2 separate regions of the Homo sapiens genome follow, and region 2 is linked to region 1. A link is an interaction called in ENCODE POLR2A ChIA-PET data of the cell type or tissue named here. Cell type or tissue: IMR-90. All regions are shown on one strand. Links, peaks and the distances in the headings refer to the core of each region. The heading gives the core; the rest is flanking DNA.

Region 1 (8,337 bases), core at 1,291-6,290:
ATGAAGGCTGGAAAGTTACGAAGGGACAAATTGTGGGGGACCTCTGATGTTATTTTAAGGAGTTATGCTACATGGGGATAGGGAGGCAAGGAGGAAGTATTACATAACCTCAAGATGTGGAAAGACACTGAGTAACACATATTGGGGCAGAGTGAGGGGTGCGATGATGGATGGAGGACTGGGCTTTTATTCCATTACAATCCGTGTAACTTATGGCTGCTACGTTTTAAGACACTATTGCCTGTTTACTCAAATTATATAAAGGTTGTAGAATAAACTAATAAGTAGTTTCTTCCTCCCTACTCTCCGCAAATTGATAGTGCTTTATACTTTTGAGAAATTTAATTTAGTAAAAATTAATGATGCTATTGTGTTATAGCTGGACCTTGTGGAGCCTTTTGAACATGTGGGGTTGAAGTCATTCTGCAGGCACAGAGCTGTCCAAGAAAACATTTTTTTTCCCCTCTCTTTTTTGTTTAGGGAAGGGCTTGCTGGTTAATGCTAATTTAAACATGACTCTTCTGGCAGCTGGCATTCTTGACCCTGTTTATGTTATACATGGTATTTAACCACAGTGATTGGGTATTTGCAGCACAGAAGAAAAAGAATTATTATTAGTTTGAAACCGGCATTAATGCCTCTGTAAATGATAGGGCAAGGCAGTAGATGGAAGGAGAGAGGGAAGCCAAGTAGCACACTCGGTACTGCAGTGAGAGATGACATAACCATGAGAATTCTTTAAGTTTAACTTCCAGTAGAAGTAACTTGCTTTCTATATATTTTAAATCCCTAGAGCTAAAGCATTTAACTCATTATCTTCACTCTGTGGGATCCATTTGGGAGAGGTATTCAGGAGCTTTATAGGTTCACACTTGCTCCCCAGTACCTCTGTGTCACAGGAGGATATACACTGGTTTTCAGTTGCATGTCAGAGGTGGAACTGACTTGGATGTCTTTGAATTGCTGTTGAATCTGGAGATGCTAGGGTACCCAGGAGACAGACAGGAAAAAGAAGAGGCTGGGCACGGCGGCTCATGCCTGTAATCCCAGCACTTTGGGAGGCTGAGGCGGGTGGATCACCTGAGGTCAAGAGTTTGAGACCAGCCTGGCTAACATGGTGAAACCCTGTCTCTACTAAAAATACAAAAAATTAGCCAGGTGTGATGCTGGGCGCCTGTAATCCCAGCTACTCAGGAGGCTGAGGCAGAAGAATCACTTGAACCCAGGAGGGAGAGGTTGCAGTGAGCCAAGATTGTGCCATTGCACTCCAGCCTGGGCAGACAGAGTGAGACTCCATCTCAAAAAACTTAAGAAAAAGAAAAAGAAAAAGAAGGTGGCTGAATTTCTTTCAATTACCTTGTGAATTCAATTTAATGAATGATCTTCCCAGCAGTTTGTTTTATCTTCTGCAAGGGAACTTATGTTTGGCATGTTTAATAAATTAAGTTAATTAAGTTGGAGAAGCCCAAGGTTAGTATACTTTATTTTAGGATACATTTTTGGTAGGAGAGGAGGAGGGGTGGCATGGTGGTGGTGATGATTTTATTTAAACTCTTTGGCATTTTTTAGCAGGTTAGTATGATTTCAAAGTAGTGTTGTTGTTGTATTATCAACTTGTGGGGCTGGGCCAAAGAATATTGTCTTAATACTTGCATGTCCCTGTCATCTAATCAGTGCTATAGAAACTTTAACCCTGAAGTCCATGTAAAATTGTAATTATTTTTTTCCAGAAATGAAAGAGAACTATTTTACTACATTCATGGATTTAGGTTATAATTTATTTTATTTTTGTGATACTGTTTTAAAAAAGTGATATAATGACAGGGCAGACCCTTAACTTTAGTCCAGTGCTAAAACAAACGTGCAATAAGCCTGCATGAGGCAGGGCAAGCTGTGTTTGTTGTATTATGAAAATAAAGGAAAATGTTTTCAAAACCAGCATTTTTCTCTAAAAGAAAAAATTTTGACTAATAATACCTGGCCATGGGTGGGATTTCCAGCTGTTGGTTGAAGGAAATTTTGTTCATTATGGCCATTATGTGTGCTATGTCTCTTAGAGTTTAGGATTTGCTATGCTGAGATTGCTACTGTGAACCATTCCTGTTATAGCAAGTTTCCCTATATTCATTAACTTATGTGTCTAAACAATGCTCTAGATTAGACTTTATATCGATCTGTTCTACTAAATTTTCTTCCCCTATGCCTAGGTGGTTCTCTTTGACCAACCCTTAACTGCCCTGATTCTGAAATTCTGCTCTAATTGAAGGATATTCCTGGGTCTTTGGAGGGAGAAATGGTTCAGGGGCAGAGGAAACTTTTTTTCCCCCCATCTCAGGAGCACTTAACTGACTGCCTGCTATATACCAGGCTTTGTGCTAGTTTTACTAGGGGTGAGTGTGAATAAGGCAGGATTCCCACCCTCCAGGAGGAGCTTACACACGATTAACAGATAATTACAATTCAGTGTAACAAGTGTTATGAGAGAGAAGACTTTGCGGGAGCACCAAGCGGGGGCACTTGACCCTCAGCGGTGAGGTGGTGGAGGTCAGGGAATGCTCCTGGAAGGTTAGGATCTGGAAGGATCCTGGGAGATAAACCAAGCCTAGAAGAGGTAAAAAAGGGATCAAGAGGCTTTCTATCTCCAGTTTCGCTACTCCTGGGTAGGTCAAAGTGCCTCTCTTTTTACATCTGGAAAATAAGAATAAGAACTGATATCTGGTTGGTAATTCTAGTTTTCATTTACTATGTGTTCCTTAATCCTTTATATTACTCTTTCTTCCATATTCAGTAGGCATTTGTACCCACCCTGTACTGGGAAGATAGCACTGCAGGAAACAAGATGTGGACAGACCCCTTCTCTCATGGAGCTTGCCCTCTATCATATGACATTAGTAAGAGAAGTTCTTTTAGAATGCCTTCAAACTCAGGCATATGTATCTTGTTATTCTTCCATTTTAGGAACATTTTCTCCAAGGTAGTCTCAATACTTTGAGGTGAGTTGGCCTTTCCCTTTTAAGGAAGGAGACCACAGAGCCCGGTAATCTCCTTTTCATTTTATATGCTTGAAATATTTTGCTAGGATTTATCTGTTTTAAAGTCTAGAGATAGACATAGCTGTGTTTTATCTGTAGCCCTGCCTTGCTTCCATCTCATTTTCCCTATTCTTACTTTTAACCCAACTTGTGTTTGAGATTCTTTGCTCAGTATATAGTTTGCTTTCTAGAATAATTCAAACCTAGTGCCTGTAGAAAGTCAGACTTATTTTTTATTTATTTGAGATAGGGTCTTGGAGTGCAGTGGCATAATCCTGGCTCACGGCAGCTTTGACCTCCTGGGCTCAAGCTATTCTCCCACTACAGCCTTCCAAGTAGCTGGGACCGCAGGTGTGTGCCGCTATGCCTGGCTATTTTTTTTCTTTTTCTTTCTTTCTTCTTCTTTCTTTTTCTTTTCTTTTTTTTTTTCTTTTTTTTTTTTTAAAGAAATGGGCTCTCACTACATTACCCAGGCTGTTCTCAAACTCCTGGGCTCAAGGGATCCTCTCACCTTGGCCTCCCAAAGTGTTGGGATGACAGCTGTGAGCCACCGCATCTGGCTAATACTTATTTTGAAGTCACCCTGTCATGGTGCTTTGCTTCACTAATGTATTTCACTTATGATCTTGAAGTCACTCAGGGATACAAACACAATAAAATGCATCCCAACCAGGAGAGGGTAGCTGCATTCATTTACAAAATTTTTTTTTGCAATGATTCAAACACTATAGATGTGTCTAAAGTAAATGTAAAAATCTCTCTCTGCCACTTTAACCTTACCCATCTGATATCAGTTTGTTCCATAGCCTTCCATAGTTGTCCTTTTACTTATACAAACCTACAAAAATTAATATTTATGTATATTTATGTGTGTGTGGGATAAGTGTGGATATGTTTATACATACTCATATGTATGTTTGTGTGTGTATCTGTCTGTGCCTGCCTCCATTTTCTTTTGCTTTAGAGAGGCTATACTTGAGGCTGCCATCAAGAGTGAGAAGTTTGAAGCTGGAAGAGCCTGCATGGGCCCTTCTTGAACTGGTGCAGCATGTGCAGCATGACATCACTCAAGAGTTCTTGTCAGAGTGATAATGAATGTCTGGCTATTGTAAACGGGAATAAGAAAACTATTTCCAGCTGTGTGACAACCAAGACGACAAAAAGCATTGCAGAGAATATTATTGCCACAAGGACCCTGCTTCATCTGGGTCTCAGACGACGGGAGGAGGGGCATTTTGGAGCACGTGTTTGGCATCTGTGAACCTTTTGTTAGGTAGAAAACAAGGCCTGAATGAAAGGCCTTTCAACCACTTCTGGAGCAGAGAAGATAGGTAGAGTTACTCATTATAGGCAGGTTTCATTGTAGGAGTATTCAGTGAGGACCCCCGCCTTGGAAGTCTGTAATCAGCAGATGATAAGGATGGTGTGTTCTTACTAAGAGAATAACACAACTGAAACAGAATTGCCTTTTGTTAAGGGGATGCTTTGCCTTCTTGGACTACGATTGTGGGGAGAAGGATTATTGTCAACTAAGTGAGGCATTCATTCTGTACCCACTATTTATTGTAGTTCCACAGAGAACTGCTTGCTTTACTTTCTGACTAGGCACAGAAAAGTAAAGGTTCAAAGGCTAGGGCAAGATGACTGACTTTTCCAGATTTAGCACAATCTGTTCTCTGGTCACTTTGAGACGCTGTCAGTTTAGTTTCATGCAGCTGATATCTTGGAGAACTTCTGTGTCCTTACGTTTGGCTGAGGACACTAAATTTTTTTTTTTTTTTTTTTTTTTTTGAGGCAGAGCCTCACTTTATTGCCCAGGCTGGAGTGCAATGGCACGATCTTGGCTCACTGCCTCCTGGGTTCAAGCAATTCTCTTGCCTCAGCCTTCCAAGTAGCTGGGACCACAGGCGTGCACCACCATGCCTGGCTAATTTTTTTTGTATTTTTTGGTAGAGATGGGGTTTCACTGTGTTGGCCAGGCTGGTCTTGAACTCCTGGCCTCAAGTGAACCACCCGCCTCGGCCTCTCAAAGTGCTGGGTTTACAGGCCCAAGCCACCGTGCCTGGCCTGAGGACACTAAAATTAAAAAAAAATTAAGAAAGTACGGTCCCCGCTCTTGAGTAGCTCATGAACATGGAGCGATATGGACTCAAATGATTAAGATCAGGTAGGTAGTGATGAATACGGTAAACCAAGTTTCAAACAAAGAGCTGTCTGCATATCTGAGGATGGAGAGGGTAAGTCAGCCTTAGAGGAGGGAAATGACTTGCAGCAGGATGCCAGCCTCAATGGTCTGTGGAGCTCATTCCATGCAGAAGAGTAATGAGGAAGACCCAGTGAGTGACAGGCTTGGGGAGGAGTGCCTGAAATTGACGGTTTGTGGCAGGAAGTGGTGGGACCAATCTCGAAGCTTGTGGAGGTAGAAGGGTACTGGAGACTACTGTGGACAAAAAAGGGCATGTTGATGCCATTACCAGACAGGACACGAGAGCATGATGATTGTTGCAGTGAGGCTTGTTAGTTTTAGACATGTCTAAAACCATGCAGGCAGAGATTTTCAGCTGGTGGCTGGCAATTTGAGTTTGAAGTTTAGCTGAGAAGTCAGTTGGCAGTATTCAGGCATAATTGCTAAATGTAGAAGTAAATGCCAGTAAAATGTGTGTGATAAGCTGGAGAGCACTTTTAGAGTGAAAAGATTGATATATTTTAACAAGGACAAGGCTTATTTCAATTCTTTAGGTTATTTTTCTTTAGCAGATTAAAGTAGTTTTATCGGTTATCAAGCATTTGTTGAGCGTTTACTATGGCTTCTCTTGATAGGTGGTCCTGGGGAGATAGGAAGGAAATGGTGCAAATTTCAACAATACCCACTGGGGTGAACAAAAAATCCCTGAAACACCCCATTCCAGCTATTGTTATCTGGAAAAAAATCCTTACAATAATTAGATGGTGATTTGACGTCTGGGGGAAGTTGCAGATATAGTTTTAATTTACTGTAGGACTAGTGGCAGTGAGTCTCATATTGCTGTCATATAAAAGGTAAACCTTCCAGAAGAACTTTGGAAATTTCAGTAGCCTAAAGACCACGCTTTGAGAAACTCGTAAAGGTTTGTCATAGAGGTTTTAAAAGTCTGATCAAATAATTTTAAGCTTTAGTTGCCTACTAAAAAGTAGGATGCAGTACAAGTTTGTCCTTTACTTGGTAAAAAAAAAAAAAAGTCTTTTTCTAATTAAGAATTTATTTTCACCTTAGATAATTTTATTGGCATGCCTTTTTGCATGCAAGATAGAAAAAAGACAAGTTTATTCTTAGTTTTCTTTTTTCTAAGCCATTATGATTCTTTTAAATTATACTCATTTCAATTTGATAGGAAAAAACAGTATATGCTCATTTTAAAATATGTGGAATGTACAGGGATTCATGTGTAGTTCCATCACTTAAGATTGACTTTCTTGCTAGGCATGGTGGCTCATGCTGGAAATCCCATCACTTTGGGAGGCCAAGGTGGGCAGATCACTTGAGGTCAGGAGTTCAAGACCAGCCTGGCCAACATGATAAAACCCTGTCTCTACTAAAAATACAAAAATTAGCTGGATGTGCTCTCTTGAACCCAGGAGGCTAAGGTTGCAGTGAGCAGAGTTTGTGCCACTGCACTCCAGCCTGGGTGACAGAGTGAGATTCTGCCTCAAAAAAAAAAAAAAAATTCTTATTCCATTTTGGGATAATTTCTTGCAGTTTTAAAAATATTTGCTTTTACGGAATATTTAACAGCATTCTCCTTTGTATCATAAGTATGTACACAGGCCATTAAAATCTTTCATTTTTAATTTCTAATGACTACATATTAGTCACACTATTTAATGTGTGTGTGACTGATTAAACATACCTAATTATGTTTAGTCATTCCCTTTCTCCGCTTGCTTCTTTTTTTTTTTTTTTTTTTTTTTTTTGAGGACTTGTGCTTCTCTGCCCATATTTCAGTGTTGATGTTCCCAGAGTTCTATCCTTACTCTAAATGATCTCCATTTTTGAGCTTATCCACACAGTGGACTGTGGTTTCCTGGTCTTTGTCCTTCTGCCTAGGATGTTCTTTCCTAGGTATCCACATGCCTGCTCTCATTATTTTCATGTCTTAACTCAAAGGTCAACTTTGAGTTAAGGCTTTCTATCACTACATTTAAAATTGTGTGACCTTTCCTGTCTACCCAGCTTGCCTGATATTTTCTTCTCCATTGCACTTTTCTTCTGACTTCTTAGATGAGGACAGGACTTAAAAAAAATTGTATTTTTATTTTCTGCTGTTTCCCCAAAATATTTTTCTTGTTTTGTTTCTTAAAGACCATGTCTTGTTCTGTCACCCAGGCTGGAGTTCAGTTGCTCAGTCATAGCTCACTGTGGCCTCAAACTCCTGGGCTCAAACCATCCTCTTGCTTCAGCTTCCTGAGTAGCTGGGACTGTGAGCACATGCCACCATGTTTGGTTATTTATTTATTTATTTATTTATTTTTTGGGTAGAGACAGGGTCTTGCTTTATTACCCAGGCTAGTCTTGAACTCTCACCTTGACTTCCCAAACTGTTGGGATTGCAGGCATGAACGCCGCACCTGGCCTGTTGATTTGGGGTGGAGCGTTCTGAAATTGAGGCAGTAATTAATAGCCTACCAACCAAAAAAAGCCCAGGACCAGACAGATTCACAACTGCATTCCACCAAAGTTACAAAGAGGAGCTGGTACCATTCCTTCTGAAACTATTCCAAATAATAGAAAAAGAGGGACTCCTCCCTAGTCCATTTTATGAGGCCAGCATCATCCTGATACTAAAACCTGGCAGAGACACAACAAAAAAAGAAAATTTCAGGCCAATATCCCTGATGAACATTGATGCGAAAATCCTCAATAAAATACTGGCAAACTGAATCCAGCAGCACATTAAAAAGCTTATCCACCACAATCAAGTTGGCTTCATCCCTGGGATGCAAAGCAGGTTCGGTGTATACAAATCAATAAACGTAATCCATCGCATAAACAGAACCAATGACAAAAACCACATGATTATCTCAATAGATGCAGAAAAGGCCTTCAATAAAATTCAACACCCTTTCATGCTAAAAACACTCAATAAACTAGGTATTGATGGAACATATCTCAAGATAATAAGAGCTATTTATGACAGACCCACAGCCAATATCATACTGAATGGGTAAAAGCTGGAAGCATTCCCTTTGAAAACTGGCACAAAACAAGGATGCCCTCTTTCACCACTCCTATTCGACATAGTATTGAAAGTTCTGGCCAGGGCAATCA
Region 2 (8,337 bases), core at 1,245-6,244, 150 kb after region 1:
GCTGCAAGACTGGGGAAGAATAAGCTTTGCATCTGTGGCCACTTTTTCTGACATAGGCTCTGTTAAGATACATAGCATTGAAGGATTTCCTAGCTAACTATGTAGTATGTGTGTACCTTAATAGCAGAAATCACAACGTAACTACAGAGATGAACTAAAATTTGATTAGATTCTGGGATACCACGCTGCCTGACCTGAGGGAATAAACAATTTAGGGAAAACAGAAAAAGCAACTTAGGCACTCATTTATTTTCTCCCTTGATTCCCACCGCAGGTCTCTGAGATGGGACTGTTTCTGGGATCCTCATTTGAAAAACAAGAAGAGTGAGGCCACCTTGGGCACAGTGCTGTTGTAGAATTGATTTACCTTGACTTGTTTTGGATCTATGGGATGTCTGGTTCTTTTGTAAAAACACAACTTTGCCAGCCAGACTAGAAACGCTTTCTGTGTTTTTCATCAAAAATCTTGGACACTGTCTCTAGAGGTCTTCTCTGGCAAGGACTGTTTTCCTCTTTAACTTTGGTTCTTGCATTCCATATGTAAGCAAAGTTCAACTAGTTAGGAAAAAGTCATTCTAGAAAAAAAGACTGTAATTGTGAGACCAGATGGTAAGCATTATTCAGCTGATGAGGTTGGATAGATTTGAGGGAAGGTGTGGTAATATGATCTCGATCTGCAGCTGTGACCTGTTGTTCCAAAACAGCCTCATTCCTCCCTGCCTTTTGCGTCTGCATTCCAGCACCTCTCCCTCCATCTTTGTGGGCATTGGGGTTCTCACAGATTGCTTTGACAGATGCATCAGGGAGGAATAAAGCTTGTTCAAGGAAGAACAACCCACGGATCTGTTTTGAATATCCTCCACCCCATGTTACTTGTAATATTGGCAAATCAGGGGACAATATAACCACTTTTGTTCAGCGTGCTGTGAGACAGTTTCCCATGACACAAATTGCCATGAGCCTATTTAGATGTAATTAAGGCATTTCCATTAGATGTCTTGCAGGTACCTCAAACTAAACACATACTGAACCCAGCTCATCAGCTGTCTTCTTCTCCTTACCTCCCTTACAAAACACCAGTAAACATTTTCTCCTGTGTTTCCTCCTTCAACCAAAGTGAAAATTTAGAAGTCATTCTAGACTTCTCTGTCTCATCCATCTCATGGAGTCCGTCTCCTAAATACTTCTCCAGTCCTTCTATATCTCTTCCCAGTGCTGCTGTCCTGATTCTGGCTTTCATTATCTCTCTTCTGGAATTTGGAAATAGTTTTGCCTTTACTTTATTTTCTTCTTCCACTCTGTCACCAATGTTGTGTCTTAAATGAAAATCTGACCAGTAAGGCCAATGAGATTACAATCCCATAGTGGGAGGTGTGGGTGAAGGTCTTTATTTTTTAAAGAAGCTCTGCAGACTATTGTAATGTGTGGCTAGGGTTGAGAATGTATGCTGGACTGGACAAATTTCAAATAGCCAGATATACAAGACCTTTGTGACCTTGGACATCTTATCTTCTGCTACTTCTGTTTCTGATGTTACAATAAATAACCACACTTCTTCATCCTTTTTTTTTTTTTTTTTTTTTTTTGAGATGGAGTCTTGCTCTGTCACTCAGGCTGGAGTGTGGTGGTGTGAGCTTGGCTCACTGCAACCTCTGCCTCCTGGGTTCAAGTGATTCTCCTGCCTCAGCCTCCCAAGTAGCTGGGACCACAGGTGTGCGCCACCACGCCTGGCTAATTTTTGTATTTTTAGTAGAGATGCGGTTTCACCGTTGTTGGCCAGGCTGGTCTCAAACTCCTGACCTCAGGTGATCCACCCACCTCGGCCTCCCAAAGTGCTAGGATTACAGGCGTGAGCTCCCGCACCGGGCCCTTCCTCTTACTTTCATACTGTTGCATACCATTCATCGGTGTTGTGCCTGGGTTTGTGGGATTCTTCTATCAGAAATGTGCTGGAAATATACAAACTACTCAAAGCACTATGACTACTGAGTACTATATTTCATTCCCCATCTTGGTAGGTGATGGCATTGACCCATGAGAACCTCCAAAATGATTTGCTTCCCTATGTTGTCTCTCTATTCCCTCTTGTTATCTTCTTCATACCCAACTGCAAGTCCTAGGAATCTCTTTATAATCAGGATAGTATTGTCTCAGAGCCTTTTGACATGCCAGCTCTTTCTTGTCCAAAACACATTTTCACATTCTGCCCTTGGAGAATCTATCCTAGGGCTCTGCAACGCCAGCGTGCCACTCACGTAAGTCATGGTGGTCAGGTAGATGCACAGTTTATAGAGGGCTTTTACAAGTTGTATCTCAGTTTGATCCTCACTGTGCCATGTGGAGGAGGCAGGGAGCTATTATTTCTCCACTTCAGAGGTGCTGAGATGGAGGTGTTTTAACTCTTATCAACCTTTCAGGTGTACGCTGAACTCTCTGTAGATTACATGTTGATGGGGTCCACAATGCACATCTCAAGTCCTGTAACCTGATTGAATTATGGTTAGCTCCTTACTATTAAAGGGGTTTAGGTGTGGTTTATTATTGTTTTCAGAAGCTCAAGGGGAAATCCTTAATTTGAGCAAAATTTATTTCAGAATATCCATTCATTGTGGGTTAGGAACCTCATCCCTTACAATTTTCCAGCCCCCATTTTCGTCTTCTGTAGTGCATCCTCATCTTTTGGTCAGTTTGATCCTTGAGGCCTCTGTGAAATAGAAAGGAGGGGGAGGGGGGCGCAGAATTTCCATATGATTGGTTTTAGATGTTGATTTCGGAGGCCTGTACTGTGAGTCACTGAAATTATTGGATTGAGTCTTGAAGATCCAAACACAGAGTGTTGGGACTGTGTGGTTGGGCTTAATCCTAGTACAAAAACCAGTTCCTTTCAGTGAAGAAGATAAAGGAGAGGAATCCAGGTTCCTCAATGAAGCATCCATACATAGAAGCTCCTGTGTCAGGCTGTGGTGTTTCCCACTTCCTGCCTTCAGTCTAGCAGGGTTCCTTGCATTTCTTGGTCTAAAAGTAAGGCTTATGGGCTCTTTCTGGAAAGATCTTACACCTTTTAAATTTTAACATGGGAAGAAATTATAAACAACAAATGACAGTGTTTGAATTCTCTCACTTTTGAGCAAAGTCAAGCAGCTTAAGTATGAGAGAATAAAGATATTCCCTTCTGTTGCCCAGAAGGAGAAAAAGATCATTTTATTTAAAATCTAGCTATTGAGATGCATGTTCCTTGTGTCTAATCAAGTTCTGAATTTGAACTCAATTAGAGCTTTGATAAAAGGAAGGGGAAAGGAAACTTGAAAGAATGCTGTTCCATTCATGAAGGGACTGTGTGTTTTTAGTTTCCAAGTAAATGGCATAATGGGACCATGCATTTTCCATCCAAGCATTTTCCATCCTGAGAATAATTCCCTTCCTGGCTTCTCAATGAATAATGCATTATTTCTGAAACCCAAGAGGCATTCCTTTGATTTTCCTTTATGTTTAGCTTTCTGAGTGATTTTCAAGCAAGGAAATTCAAGGACTTGGAATGAATGCTTTATTAACATTTTTATTGAAGTTCAAATTGCTCCTTGGCTATTATCTCCTGATATTTGAAATATTTTTTTCTCTCCAAGGAAAGTCTAAGGTGTTGTATTTATTAGAAAATGAAGTACCTTGGCCAATCTTCAAAGTGAACAGCAGTTTAAAACCAATACACATTTGTGTTGTAGAACAAAGAGCTTTATGGGGGTACTTTTCTCCTTTATTTTCATTTCCCTGCTGAAAAGTTTCACAAAAGAAAGCTCAGATTCAAAAGTGGGCTGTTTGGAGACTAAATCTCATTTGTTTACATTTTGTGAAACTAATTCCTTGAGGCTGGACCAAATCCATGACCCCAGTCCAAGCCTGCATCCACCAAAGCCAGCGCCATTTAAATCTGAAGATGCAAATGCCCTTCTGGGGTTGCTCCTACTTCCGCTCTGCCTGATTACACATATGTAGCCTGCCTGATTACACATATGGGGCCCATTAGGTGAGGTGTAATGGGACACAGTGGTGCCCACCGCTGTTGGCTCATGTTCTTTCAGTAGAAGATCCCCAGCAGAGTCTGGAGTAACACAGTGGTAGGATTTAATGCTATTTTACAACCTCCATTTTCCTGGGATCCAAATGATGAGTGATTTCAGAAACTAAATGAAATAGAATTAAGCATCTCATCTATATTTTCATTCCTCTTACAGTTATAGTAAAATTGTAATGATTCAGAATAATTGGGGGAAGAAAGAGAACAAAGTTGATCTAAATTAGTAGAACATCTGAAATAGTAAATTTGGTTTAAAATATTTAATGTTATCATTTTCAAGATATAGAAATGTAATATTTTCTAGAGCTTGAACTCTGGAGGCAGCCTCTAAGAACAGAAACTCTGGGATTTTTCTGCTTTCCAGTACTGTGGCCTTGAGCCAGTTATATAAACTTTCTGGGTCTCAGTTCCTTCATCTGTACAATGGGGATATTAGTTTCTATGTCATATGGCTACTGTGAAAATTCAATAAATTATTACTGGTAAAGCATATAGGACAGCACTATGTGGGTAGTTGTTGAATAAAAATAAAACATAGATCTTGTCATTGAAAATCACAATTTCCAAACAGGCCCATGCTACTCAGCAGGTAATAATTATTATTGTTATTGTAGATACAGATTGAGTGATTATTTCCTTAACACTTGTTTAATCCATACAACAAACCTTATGAGGTGTAAATATAATCATCTGCATTTTCAGATGGGAAAATTAAGGAAAGAAAGTAGTTTGCCTAAGTTCACCCAGTTTATTACATGTCAAACAAAGATTTGGGCCCAGACAACCTGAATCCAGAAACTATGCCTTAATTAAACATTAAAGGACACTTATCATTCGTGCTTATCTTTTGCCTGAAAATAACACTGCTATTAAAAACCATGTTGTTATGTGAGGTGAAGTGTTTCCTGAATGCAGTTTTTCATATCTCAATTGCTTATCAAACTCTTTGTGTTTTGCTCAAAATAATAATCATCAATGTCTCATAATTGCTTGATTTTAGTAACGTCCAAAATAAAATTTTAAGTTGACTATCGTTAAATTTTTTCTGATTTTCTCAGGAAATGAGTATTTCATTTGCGACAATGGTGGCTTCCAACTTCAGTATTTTTATATTGAACTGAAATCATTTCACTTTATGGTCGCATGTTTTATAATATTTTTTCATTCTCTTTTTAAAAATCCTTCTGATCCCTATCCTTGTCCTTGTAGGGGCCTTTATCATCTGCTGGACTCCTGGATTGGTTTTGTTACTTCTAGACGTGTGCTGTCCACAGTGCGACGTGCTGGCCTATGAGAAATTCTTCCTTCTCCTTGCTGAATTCAACTCTGCCATGAACCCCATCATTTACTCCTACCGCGACAAAGAAATGAGCGCCACCTTTAGGCAGATCCTCTGCTGCCAGCGCAGTGAGAACCCCACCGGCCCCACAGAAGGCTCAGACCGCTCGGCTTCCTCCCTCAACCACACCATCTTGGCTGGAGTTCACAGCAATGACCACTCTGTGGTTTAGAACGGAAACTGAGATGAGGAACCAGCCGTCCTCTCTTGGAGGATAAACAGCCTCCCCCTACCCAATTGCCAGGGCAAGGTGGGGTGTGAGAGAGGAGAAAAGTCAACTCATGTACTTAAACACTAACCAATGACAGTATTTGTTCCTGGACCCCACAAGACTTGATATATATTGAAAATTAGCTTATGTGACAACCCTCATCTTGATCCCCATCCCTTCTGAAAGTAGGAAGTTGGAGCTCTTGCAATGGAATTCAAGAACAGACTCTGGAGTGTCCATTTAGACTACACTAACTAGACTTTTAAAAGATTTTGTGTGGTTTGGTGCAAGTCAGAATAAATTCTGGCTAGTTGAATCCACAACTTCATTTATATACAGGCTTCCCTTTTTTATTTTTAAAGGATACGTTTCACTTAATAAACACGTTTATGCCTATCAGCATGTTTGTGATGGATGAGACTATGGACTGCTTTTAAACTACCATAATTCCATTTTTTCCCTTACATAGGAAAACTGTAAGTTGGAATTATCTTTTGTTTAGAAAGCATGCATGTAATGTATGTATGCAGTATGCCTTACTTAAAAAGATTAAAAGGATACTAATGTTAAATCTTCTAGGAAATAGAACCTAGACTTCAAAGCCAGTATTTGTTTAGGTCATGAAGCAAACAATGCTCTAATCACAATATTAACTGTTTAATTAAAATGTTGTAACAAGTATAAAACAGGGAATGTAAGTTTATTACCAAAGTGATATGTATTCCAAAAAAGTCATAGAAGATGAAGCACTATAATATTGTTCCCATATATTTAAAATACCCAAGTACATTCTAATTACCAGTATATCAGAGGAAAATTTTCGTAGTCTTTGTAAAATAATATACTCATCATAGAAAACTTGAAAAATGCAGAAATGTATAAAAAAGCAAAAATGATTACTGATAATATCACAACCCAGAAGTAACCACCTTTAAAAAGCAACCCCCATGTATGCCTATATGTGTATTGTATACTTTTTTTACATAATTGGAGTCATACTGTAAACAGTTTTATAAGTAGATCTTTTTCATTGCAAAATTGCCACATTTTCTTATGGCATTAAAAATTTTACAAAAACATAATTTTAATGGCTATATTATATTCCATTTAATGGATGCAACTCAGTTTATTTAACCATTCCCATGTTGTTAACTATTTAGGTTGTTTCTAATTTTCATTATTATAAAGTTGCAGAAATTTGGTGTACATAAAACTGTCTCCATATAATTGATTATTAGGATATATTCCCATGAAGGATTCTTTTTTTAAAAAAATGTGAAATGTCATCTTGTACTTACACCTTTCATGAAAAGGGATTTCCTGCTTTTGTACTGCATGGGTGGCAGTTGTGAGGAAAAGCCAGTCAAATGACCTTTTTACAAAAGAAATGCAGTGGTCACTTCAGTTGAGAGTGACTTTTTAATACAACAAGATCAACTAGAAGAATTCAACTGTCTCAAGAATCAAGGTACCCCAATATATCTCGCAATTCCAAACTTTGTTTGAGGGACTCGTTATCCAGCTCTTGGTAGCCACACCTGCAATGTAAAATGGAAGAAAATGCAAAGAAACCAAATGTGCCGAGTGAATAAAGGATTGTCATATCAATTAGTGTGGGTCCATCTGTAGCAAATGGGTTGAGTGTGTCAGTATGTGGTTGGTTACTGTGTATTCGCCAGGAATCACCCCGATAGGCTGCCACCCTATTAGGTGATACCTGTTTAATATGTTGTCCAGGTAGACTAGTAGTTGCATCAGTTTGCTGTAACAAGTAACCAGTGAGGTAACACAGTGGTGAAGCAGGTCAGGGGAGGTCAGGAGGATGTCTGAGAGAAAGAAGTCCGGGAGATGAATGGCTGTCTAGGAAGGAGGATGTCAGTGCACGGTTAGTGTTTGAGCAGAGGGCAGACTTGTAAAGTACCTGTAGTGAAAAGAATGTGGGGACCCGATTAGCAGAAAGGTGTTTGCACGTACTTTATACAAAATACAGAATACTTTATATTGGAAGTGAAAGAAATGAACGTGGACTTTTACACATGTGCATATTTTTCTGGAGGCTATATGGATTATTTGAAATGAAAAGCATACTAATTGGACTTTAATAAATCATTTTCAATCAGCGTTTGGTAATGTGTGGTTCTGGTCAGTGCTATTTCTCTTGTTCGAGAGTCTTCCAGCTTGCATTGCGTGGGTGTTTTTCCCACTATGACCTCCTTTATTTCTCTGTAACAAGGGCTGCTTAACCCTGAGGCGGAGCAACCGTGTGCTCCCCCAGCCCACAACTGCTTTTTTTCAATCTGAGTAATAAATCTTGCCAATGTCTGGGAGGTGGTAGTTTATGTTCCTTGAGAGGAGACAATTTATTAAGATGGTACTTTAGCTCAACAGGATAACCGTTAGAGTGGGTTTCTTTTTGAAAGACTGATTTTACAAAAAATTTTGACAACTTTATGAAACACTCTCACTAGTTTATAAAGTCACGGTGGTATTTCTACTTATAGGTTTAATAACCAACAAGATAAAAGTTATATATATATCTTCCAATGATATAACCATTATAACATTTTCAGTATATCACTAAGGTGTTGGAAAAAGATAAAATATTTATTCAAGTGAATGTCTCAATGAGGATTTGGAAGAGAATTCTGAACCTTTAATTTTAGGTGGATATAAGATTGTTAGAAATCAAATATCTTTGAACTGGTCTTTACAAAT

Evidence for each region. Peaks named below come from ENCODE experiments on the same cell type or tissue, not always from the same donor. Only the 100,000 strongest peaks of a DNase experiment are listed, where the experiment ranks them.
Region 2: POLR2A ChIA-PET joins it to region 1 with 20 read pairs; 4 of 35 experiments call an interaction of 5 or more read pairs at or near these places.

What each region holds. Positions count from the first base shown.
Region 1 is chr9:111,026,532-111,034,868 of GRCh38, reverse strand. All of the region lies in intron 2 of LPAR1 (lysophosphatidic acid receptor 1), which reads left to right. Among named protein-coding and RNA genes, the nearest start is that of LPAR1, 7.8 kb to the left of the region's middle. In IMR-90, for the core only: no CTCF peak of the experiment used is centred there; no DNase peak of the experiment used is centred there; H3K27ac peaks cover 406 bases.
Region 2 is chr9:110,872,667-110,881,003 of GRCh38, reverse strand. It overlaps LPAR1 (lysophosphatidic acid receptor 1), which reads left to right. Exons shown (of 6, transcript NM_001351411.2): 6 at 5,282-7,741. The coding sequence ends at 5,583. Among named protein-coding and RNA genes, the nearest start is that of LPAR1, 160 kb to the left of the region's middle. In IMR-90, for the core only: no CTCF peak of the experiment used is centred there; no DNase peak of the experiment used is centred there; H3K27ac peaks cover 1,918 bases.